Regions from separate parts of the Homo sapiens genome. Here region 1 is linked to region 2. Evidence: chromatin contacts called from ENCODE Hi-C or POLR2A ChIA-PET data. All regions are on one chromosome and are shown on one strand. Each heading gives the region's core, a stretch centred on a gene start or an enhancer-like site at or near the end of the contact. The rest is flanking DNA. Distances are from core to core; before and after follow the strand shown.

Region 1 (3,535 bases), core at 906-3,405, 92 kb before region 2:
AGCTCTGTATTAGGAGACAGCTTCTATGACTAAATTGCTAGTTAAAACCAGTTTGCTCTGATAGCCTAGGAGGCTGGGCAGACTTGGGTACACTGATAGTCTCCATCCGTGGATCCTTCTCTCATCATTCTACTGAGCCCCTGATGAAGGCTAACCAAATTCAGCTGCTGAGTCAGGAGGGAGCGGACTTGGCTTTCTCCTCAAACACCGAATTGTTTCCTTTGCTACAAAACAGGCTTCTCATTCCACCAAATACCACTCTAAATGCCAGCCCCTGTAGTGTGTCCTACAAAGGGGCTGTGCACTTACCCCAGAAAACACAGGCTAACTGCAAATCCTCACGTTGGCATAGCCTTCAGATCACAAACTCCCAGGGGATGGCTTGGATTACAACTTTCAGATTTAGAAATGCTCGGGGTGGGAGGAGTAGTATGAACCCTAGACCTCAGTGAAAAGGGGCAAAGAAAACCTCTCTTCCCACATTAGAGGTGAAAGAGGAGGTTGATGCGTTTTTTTCTTTTCTTTCTGAAAGATTGCCATCATCAGAGTCACAACCAGCTGAGGGACTGGAAACCACTTTGGTTCATCTGCAGCCCCCAGACTAGCCGAATTTTCCAGGATAAAATTAGTGAACACGGCAACCAAGACAACACAGCAGTTGGCACTAATTAGCTCCCTGGGTGACAACTTTTGGTAGGAGTCATAGAGATCTTCATTTTTAGTATCTAAACTGGAACCCAGGCTCCAGGGTCCTATTCCTTCAGTAATCTAATGTCTTTGGGAATTCTTCTGTTAAATTTCTGTAATACTCTAATGGGAGAGGAAGAAAAAAGAAACAGAAAGATAATAGCTAATATAGATTGAGTGCCAGGTCCTGTTTCAAGTATTTGGCATATATTATCTCATTTAATTATTACAACAACCAGTATTATCCCCATTTTACAGACAAAAAATGAAACAAAGGTTTTGTACTTTGCCTAAGGCTACATCACAGGTAAGTAGCTGGCCTACATACATATCTGACATATAGCAGAGGAGTTGGATTTAACACAACGATGTGGGTACTAGGAAAGAGGTTGCAGAGGGCAAGCTTGTGATGCCACTAACCAGACTGACTTCACTTGGAAAGGCTGATCCTTGTTTCTGGAGATGAGACTGTGCCTACAAATAGACAATAGGAGACGTCTTTCCAAAGTCTCTGCTTTGACCCCCCACTCCCCCACCCCATGAACAGTGTTCTTTGAAAACAGTAAATCAGTTAATGGCCTGGGTCTGGCCACGGTGAACACCACAGAGCCTGCCGGAAGACCTAGTTTGTAACAAGCACTGCAGAGGGAGGTCTATTCTTGAAGGGGAAATCTCCCCAGCAACTGGCAGGGGCTTCTAAATACCGGAACACGTCCCTCCAACGTTCCTGACTGAATGAGTGGAGGGCAGGATGCCACCTTTCTAAAAGGGGCACAGTGGCCCTCCCCGGGGGCCAGGGATGGAGTTCTTGTTAGATGCTACAGAAGGAATGTGAGTGCCTTACATCCCTAGGAGAGAGAGGACAGAAGCGAAGTGAGGGGGGTAAGGGGAGCCAGAATAATCTCGGGCAGTAAGACAGATGCAGGGGGCAGTATCCAGAGGGGATGACCTACCACCTGAGAGCTCAGCATCCCCGCTTCCGGACTCTACAGCCGATTCCAATTACCCCCAAAAGCGCCGTCCACAGTAGGGAGACTGAAAGCACCCCGTCTTCCAATCGTTTCCCAGCGCCCCGAGGTGGGAGCTTTCCTAGGAGGGCAGTGGGGCGCCCCTGGAGGGTTCTTCGCGGCTCCGGTCTGCCTCGCTCTCCCTCGCCTCCCTGGGATCCCGAGCCGCAGCACCCTCCCCGCCGCAGCCCTGCCGACAGCGCCGGGGGCCGCACCGCTCACCTCGCTCATCTCCGCAGCCGGACAGGGCGCGCGAGGCGCTGCACGCACAGGTGAGGCGAGTGGCCCTCGGGGCTCCGCGGGCGACAGCTGAAAGTTGCCGGGCTCTGCGGCAGGGGTTACAGCTGACCAGGAGAGGAGAGTTAGTGCGGAGAGCCGCTGCTCTGGTGCTGGCACCCGGGATTCTCGGAGCCCAGCTCCGGCCAGGCGACCCCCTGCGACCCGTCCTGTCAGAGCCGCTCAGCTCGCCGCCTCCGGCCCCACCTTTTATACTCAGCTCGGTACCCGCCTCCAGCCCGACCAATAGAAGCTCCTCCTACCGTAGAATGACAGCCTCTTGCATCCAATGCTGGCAGGTTTAGAGGTCTGCTGCATTTCCAAACTAGGGTAAGACAGAGAGCGGGAAGGAGGGGGAGACCATCGGGGGATGCGGGGACGGAAAATGAAGTAGGGGGAGCAAAGAAAGAGAGGGAGAAAGGAGATGTACACGAAGAAGGCAAGGTGGGGAGTGGAATGGAAGGAGTGTGTGAGTCTGAGAAAGAGAAGGCCTGGAAAGAAATCAAGAGGGTACACGGAAAACAGGAAACAGTGAATGAAAGGGGTAAAGCCAAGAGATGTTGCAGATTAAGATTTCCTAGTAGAATAGCACCCTGGAGGTCGGGCGCGGTGGCTCAAGCCTGTAATTCCAGCACTTTGGGAGGCCGAGGCGGGCAGATCACAAGGTCAGGAGATCGAGACCATCCTGGCTAACACGGTGAAACCCAGTCTCTACTAAAAATACAAAAAATTAGCCAAGCGTGGTGGCAGGCGACTGTAATCCCAGCTACTCGGGAGATTGAGGCAGGAGAATGGCGTGAACCCGGGAGGTGGAGCTTGCAGTGAGCCGAGATCGCGCCACTGCACTCCAGCCTGGGTGACAGAGAAAGACTCCGTCTCAAAAAAAAAAAAAAAAAAAAGAACAGAACCCTGGACCAGAGAATAGCACAAGAGAGGGAGGAAGGCTGGGGGAAGAGAGAGAGAGACAGAATGAGAGAGAGACTGGAGCAAATGGACAGCTTTCTTTGGCAAAGAACAGGGAAATTGTGAAGTGCCTGTTTGATGTGGAAGATCATAGATCTCAGGAGTTGGAAGACATTTTAGGATTCATCAAATCCTACTGTGTCTGGAGTTGGTTCCTTCTGGTGGGTTCTTGGTCTCGCTGACTTCCAGAATGAAGCTGGGAATTTTTGCAGTGAGTGTTACAGCTCTTAAAGGTGGCACGGACACAAAGAGTGAGTCAGTGAGCGAGTGAGCAGCAGCAAGATGTATTGTGAAGAGCGAAAGAACAAAGCTTCCACAGCATGGAAGGGGACCCGAGCACGTTGCTGCTGCTGGCTGGGGTGGCCAGCTTTTATTTCCTGGGGTCACCGCCCATGTCCTGCTGTTTGGTCCATTTTACAGAGTGCTGATTGGTTCATTTTACAAACCTCTAGCTAGCTACAGAGTGCTGATTGGTGCGTTTTACAATCCTAGCTACAGAGTGCTAATTGGCACATTTTACAATCCTCTTGTAAGACAGAAAAGTTCTCCAAGTCCCCACCTGACCCAGAAGTCCAGCTGGCTTCACCTCTCAATCTCCCCTC
Region 2 (6,071 bases), core at 607-3,106:
AATAATGAGTTTTGGGAATTATGAGGGGGTGGGGTATGAAGAGAAGAGGGCATCCCCAAATGATACAGAAGAGCCCCTAGGTGGTAGATTTGAACAGGGAGCTCTGCAGCTGGTTTAGGAGGGAAGAGGTTTGGGGCCTCTGGGCAAGTGTCACCTCAGGTCCAAGGCGGCGCTGGGCAAAACTGTGCACAGTCTCATCAGGCTCTTTGCCCCGGGGCTTGGTCAGCTCCCTCAGCCCAGCCCAAAACAGAGGTTTGGAGAAGGGGGGTGAAGGGCGGAGTAGCCCCCTGCATGGAGAAAGGCATAGTGAGGGGGAAGCTCCTGACATACCTCCCCAGCTCCAGGCGCTGGGGTCATTTCCACTCATTTGGCTTCCTTTTGCTGGGAAGGCTGACAGGGAGATGAAGAAATGGAAGGCAGGTCGGGCGTGGTGGCTCACGCCTGTAATCCCAGCACTTTGGCAGGCCGAGGCGGGCGGATCACAAGGTCAGGAGTTCAAGACCAGCCTGGCCAATATGGTGAAACCCCATCTCTACTAAAAATACAAAAACTAGCCAGACGTGGTGGTAGGCACCTGTAGTCCCAGCTACTCGGGAGGCTGAGGCAGGAGAATCGCTTGAACCCGAAAGGCGGAAGTTGCAGTGAGCCAAGATCGCGCCATTGCACTCCATCCTGGGCGAGAGCGATACTCCGTCTCAAAAAAAAAAAAAAAAAAAAAAAAAAAGAAAAGAAGAAAGAAATGGAAGGCATATGAGGATGAGGGCACAGTAAAAGGAGCGGAGGTGCTGGTGTTACCTGAGGCCAGTGGGTAGGGCATGCAGGGCACCGCCCACGTAGAGGAACCTGTTCTGGGCAGCTGGGTGGTCTCCCCGGACAGGCAGCACTTCTGAATCCAAGCCAAGCTCAGAAACCTGCTCTCCACATGCCCTCAGAAGAGGAGAAACTAAGGGAAGATCTGACCCACCAAACATACTTCCTCCCCTAAACTCTATTCCCCAATGGAAGCCCCCTCCACAACCTCTCCTAGACATCCCACAAGCCTCTCACCAGGAGCAAGGTCCGGGCCCCTAGGGCTCCCGCTGGCCTAATTCCCCGAGGTCCAAGCTCAAAGATAGCACCATTAGGGCCTCGAACGGAGCGAATCCAGCCTCCCAGACGCTCACTGCTCTCCACTAGGACCACCTGGCGACAAGAGGGAGAGACACTGCAGCACCGCCTGTAGCCGCCGGCGAGAGGTCAGGAGGGGAGGGGAAGAGGCATATTCAGAGGGCCAGGATCCATCTAGCTTTTGATGGAAATGGGAAGAGCATTAAATGAAGCTCCCTCTGGCACAAGTGGAGCACTCACCTTAGGGGGGCAGGGGGCCCGGCTCAGGTGGTAACTGGCGGCCAAGCCGCTGATGCCTCCGCCCAGCACGACCACGGTCCGGCCCATGCGGAAACCTGGGGGAAAGGGGGCGATATGGACAGGCAGACCGGGGACAACCTGCGCTCCAGAAGCCCCGCCGGTTTTGAGTTCTATCCCGGCCACTCACTGCTTTAGGGGAAACTAAGTGTGCACGGATGGGCTGGTGGAACAGCGAGGTCCCCGTCCAGGGGCCAGGACTCACCCACAATAGGTAGGGATGAGAGAAAATGAGGGAGAAGGAGATCGAGGTCCTAAGACCGTACCCCGCCGGCGCTCTGCTGGGTGCAGATAAGGGCCACACCCTCGCTATCGGCCCTCGCAGGGCTCGGGCGGCGGGCAGTACGCCTGAGTTCTGAGGTGCTCTGCTTGCCACACCTCTGTAGGCCAACAAGTGCTTCAAATCCGCTACTCCCACCCCCAGCCTTTTCGGTCTCTCCTACGCTCCGTCCACTCTGTTCTCGCGGCACGCGCCTAACCCTACCTCTCCTACATCTGGATTGGCGGGACTTGGAAGGCCCCGGATCACGTTCACCAATAAAACATTGAACTGGCAGAGGCGGAGCGACGGCAGCTGTAAGAGCTGGAGGTTAACCGTGTTAGCGCCGAGCTGGGAGTGAGCGGCCGTACCCGTCACTGCCCTCCTCAGGACCGAGGCGGCGAGCGCTTAATGCTGGAGTTAGCGTTCCCCAGCACAAGCTTACCAGGTCCAGCTAGGGTGACAACCCTAGAGGGAAGGCCGCAGGAGCTTTGGTCGTAGGGAGAATAGATAGGGACACTTAAGGCCAGTCCACGGGGAGGCGGCTCCATAAACAGCTCCTTGATGTTAGCAACAGACCGGGCCTACGGGAGCTAGGGCCGCCCGGCAACGTACCCAGTGTTTGTCAACAGTGGCACTCCCCCATCGCCGACCAAACCAGTCGCCCCAGAGCCTGCACGCAGCCTCACTCAAGTATGCCTTTCCTCTTTTCCTCCCAGTACATAACCTTCACTGCTGGGGGACACAGGTCCGGGTCCAGCACCATCCCCGAAACCTTCCCCCTCGGCTCTGAGAGCGCCCCCACCTGTTAGAGAGGGAACTTGGGTCCCAAGAAGACTCCAATTTGGCTCAGTTCTCTATCACCCCCTAAGCAAAAATACAAATAAGCACATCATTTTTTCTTAATAAATTTATTCACAAAAAGTGATATTGCAGAGGGTCTGGGGGCTGTACATGGGCAGGGGCTTGGTGAGCTTTGTACATGGGGCTGGGAGACAAGGGAGCCTCCAGGTGGAAGGGTATTTTTTAATAAAAAAAATAATGGAGCTACAACCACCCCCTCCCCCCTCCCCGATTAAAAAGACACAAAAATAGACGTCTCTGAGGTAAACGGGGAGCCTGGGGCTTAAGGGTGTTTAAAGGGCTTCACAGGTGCCAGAGCTTAGAGGTGTCACAGGCACCGGGGTGGCTCCTGCATCAGTTGGTAGAACAGCACGTAGCCCTCGCTGGATGCCACCTGGTTTTCACTGACAGGGGAGACACTAGGAAAAAAGGAGATCGGGAAAGGGTTGTGGTCATTCCTGTTTACTCCCTTCTCCCTACAAGACCGAACCTCAGAGCATCCAGGAAATGATCAGGCAAGACCTCCACCTCTCCTTTCACCTGGCACTCTGCTCTCCTGGAGCTTCATAGAAGGGGAGGGTGTCAGGGCTGAGTGGGAATGGGGCAGGATGTAAATAGGAGGCTATTCTCACCGAGAGTCATTGTAGACATGCCAACCAGTCTGGCACCGGCACAGGGCTGTGTAGTGGCCATAGTGGACGCTGCCTGAGTGGTTGCAAAGGGCATACAGCTGGTATACAGGACTTCCTGCGGGGTTGGAGATGATCAAGTTCTATAATCAGAGCTGTGCCCCCACTCCTTTGGCTCCTTAGGACTTTCCCCACCAGACTCACCGGCTTTGTCACTGGCAAAGTCCCCTAGGCTCAGTCGCTGCAGTGGAAAGTCTACACCTACTGAACTTTTTTTGATGGAGCCTCGGGAGGCAGAAAATCGATTCAGATCTAAGCCCTGGTTAAGGAGCATTTGGGAGGCAGTGGGCCTCTGAGGGGAACTTCTTCTATCCTGAAAGCTGTCCTCTCCCCACTCCCGACACACTGGGAGCATCTTGTGGAAAAGTGGGTGGCAGACTTTTCCTAAGGAAAATTCAATTCTCTGGAAACATGGAGGAAAGAGAATGTATGGGAGGTATCCTAAGAGAAGTAAGAATCTGAAGATTAGGATATGGAGCACGAGGATTCGAGGGAATCTTTGTACTGTCAACTTTTTGGTACTTCGAGTTTTCTGCCGACATCGGTCACACACCTGAATAAATGGCAAACAGTGTTAGGTTAATATGCTCCTAACCTCAATTGGCTTTTCTGACACCCCGATCCACATACAAATTTAGTATGCTCTTCATTACAGCTGGATCCTCTTGGCTTCTCCCCTTTGCTCTAGGAGTACTAGAACAGATCTGAGACTCCAACACAAACCCAGATACATAAATATTATTCCCCATATGAAGACATCATGCAATCCCTTTTATCCACATGGAGTCCCCCCAGGTCTCCCACCCTTACTGTATCCCTTGTGAACCTCCACATACTGGGGCATTCTCCGACTCTAGCTCTTCTTCCTTAGTGAAAAGGTTGAAACAATCCCGCAGAGACACCTTGCCCCCAGCAAATCCTTTCTGGGGGAAAAGGGGAAGAAAGGTCAACATGTTCTGAATTTCCTTTTCCAACTCTTCTCAATCAATCCAGGCTTCAGTTCTGCTCCAGAAACCCACAGGGTTCCCGCCCACACTCTGGGGGTGGGTAGGCTTGGGTCACAGAGCCCCTGTCCTGTCCACCCCGGAATCCTCTGGAATCCCACCTTGGGGATGGGCAGGGACAGGTCACAAAAAACCTCGAAGGTCGTGGAGCGATACCCACAGGCCTGGCACTTGAGACAACTTTTCAACTGGCCCACAAACAGGTCTAGACAGAAGCACAGGGACAGGAGAAAAGGTCATTGTTGGATGTTATGAGATGATTTCTTGGATTTCCATCTCTTCCTGCCCCTTTGCTTGACCCTTCCTTTCCCACTACCAACACTCCTAATCAACTCTTCACACAGCTTCACATTTGCATCATCCAGTCTTGTTCCCATACCCCTTGATAGTATCGATTTTTCCCCCCAAGCCTGTACCCCCCTCACACACTAATTTTCCCTCATTGCTTTGCCCCATTCCATACCCACAATCTTGCTGTCCTCTCGCTCCAGGTAACGTTTCCACATTAGGTTGGCTCGGTCATCATCACTACCACAGATCAAAGGAAGTGGGGAGCACCCATGAGACAGCAGGAACACTGGGCACCCCCAACACCCACTGAAACAACCTACAGAGCCCTACTCCCCATCCACACCCCTGCTCCTTCCCTAAATTTCAAGGAAAAGTCAAAAGAATAATGCCTCAATGAACTTTCTAGGGAAATCCGAGGTGAGAGGAAAAGAAAGGAATGTACATAAGGGAAGAATATGCTGTCTTCCTCTACCTGTAAATGAATTATCCCCTTCTTCAATTTGGTGACATCCCTAGCATGATCTTCTGCCTCCATCTGCTCCCTTAGACTCCCCCTCTTCCTTCCTTCCTTCTACTTCTATGTTGCTTCTCATACTATTTTCTATACTAAAGGGTTTCCCTGGACCCTACATCTTCAATCTTTACTAGTTTAGTTCTATGAAGTGTGAATGATGCTGATAAACTACGGGGAAAGGAGGTAGAGGGAACGACCCTTACCTTAACTCAGGTTCTTCTAGCAGAGCCCCTCCTCGGCGGGGTGGAGAGGGAACTGGACCATTGGCAAGTATCGGTGGAGCCCGGCGGCCTCGGCGGTTGATTTCAAGGTGTAGCCGCTCCATGAGGAGCTTCAGGAACTCTTGGGCATCCTGCTGGCTACAGCCAGACAAAGAGTATGGGCAACTGACTCCTCTCCTAGTCCACAGACACTATTCCCTGCCCAGATATTGGTCCCCACTTCCTGGATGAAGAACATCTCAAGGCTCAGAACAATGCTGCCAGGGCCCTTGCTTGGCCCTACCCCCAGACATGGCCAGAGAGAAATCCCATAGCCTCCAGCTCTCCCACCTGTATCCAGAGAAGGAGGGAACATATTTCTGGAAGACAGCTCGGAATCGAGTAGGATTCACAGCTTCGCAGGAGTCAGGGTGCCAGAGGGCACCAATCACATCTGCAAAGGCTGTTGGGATGGGAGTGGGGAAGGCAAACAAAGGTTAATGTCTGGAAGAGGCAAGCAAAAGGTGGCTCAGAGGGTAGAAAATAACCTTTAGGAAAGTAGGCACTGGGAAAAGTAGATACAACTGCCAGATTTAAGGGTTGGGGGCCACCACCAGTGGCAGATGGACCTGCAAGTGGTTGGGGAAAAAGGGACTTGAACAGAGGGAGCAGGAGTTGTTGCCCCACCTTCAGTGAGCTCTTGGGCTCGGCCTCCTCCAGGCACCTCTTGCCGGAAGTCCCTTCTCAGACAGAAGTCCCGAAGAGGTCGAGTGCTGCTCAGACACTGCAGCACAGCATTCAGGAAGCACTGGGGAGCAGTAGGGACACTGCTGTTATCTCTCCAGACCACTGCCCAGGAAGCCTTAG

What was found. Hi-C counts contacts between places; a loop is a spot of excess contacts on that map. ChIA-PET counts read pairs that join two places held with the same protein, here RNA polymerase II (POLR2A). Pooled maps may share reads with other maps.
Region 1: a pooled map shows a loop between it and region 2 (2.2-fold over the local background). The contact joins the promoter of PCP4L1 here to the promoter of PPOX in region 2. A Hi-C loop is called at or near these places in 1 of 50 pooled maps. POLR2A ChIA-PET finds 5 or more read pairs at or near these places in 4 of 52 experiments (HEK293 and WTC11).

The regions. Positions count from the first base shown.
Region 1 is chr1:161,257,365-161,260,899 of GRCh38, reverse strand. It overlaps PCP4L1 (Purkinje cell protein 4 like 1), which reads right to left and starts at 2,155. Exons shown (of 3, transcript NM_001102566.2): 1 at 1,917-2,155. The coding sequence starts at 1,925. RefSeq lists an enhancer at 1,287-1,787.
Region 2 is chr1:161,162,211-161,168,281 of GRCh38, reverse strand. It overlaps PPOX (protoporphyrinogen oxidase), which reads right to left and starts at 1,856. Exons shown (of 13, transcript NM_001122764.3): 1 at 1,610-1,856; 2 at 1,348-1,442; 3 at 1,048-1,182; 4 at 796-911; 5 at 155-287. The coding sequence starts at 1,434. USP21 (ubiquitin specific peptidase 21) reads right to left here. Exons shown (of 14, transcript NM_001014443.3): 5 at 5,892-6,012; 6 at 5,556-5,667; 7 at 5,208-5,363; 8 at 4,663-4,727; 9 at 4,301-4,404; 10 at 4,032-4,118; 11 at 3,670-3,748; 12 at 3,340-3,447; 13 at 3,139-3,253; 14 at 2,559-2,925. The coding sequence ends at 2,835. RefSeq lists an enhancer at 138-801.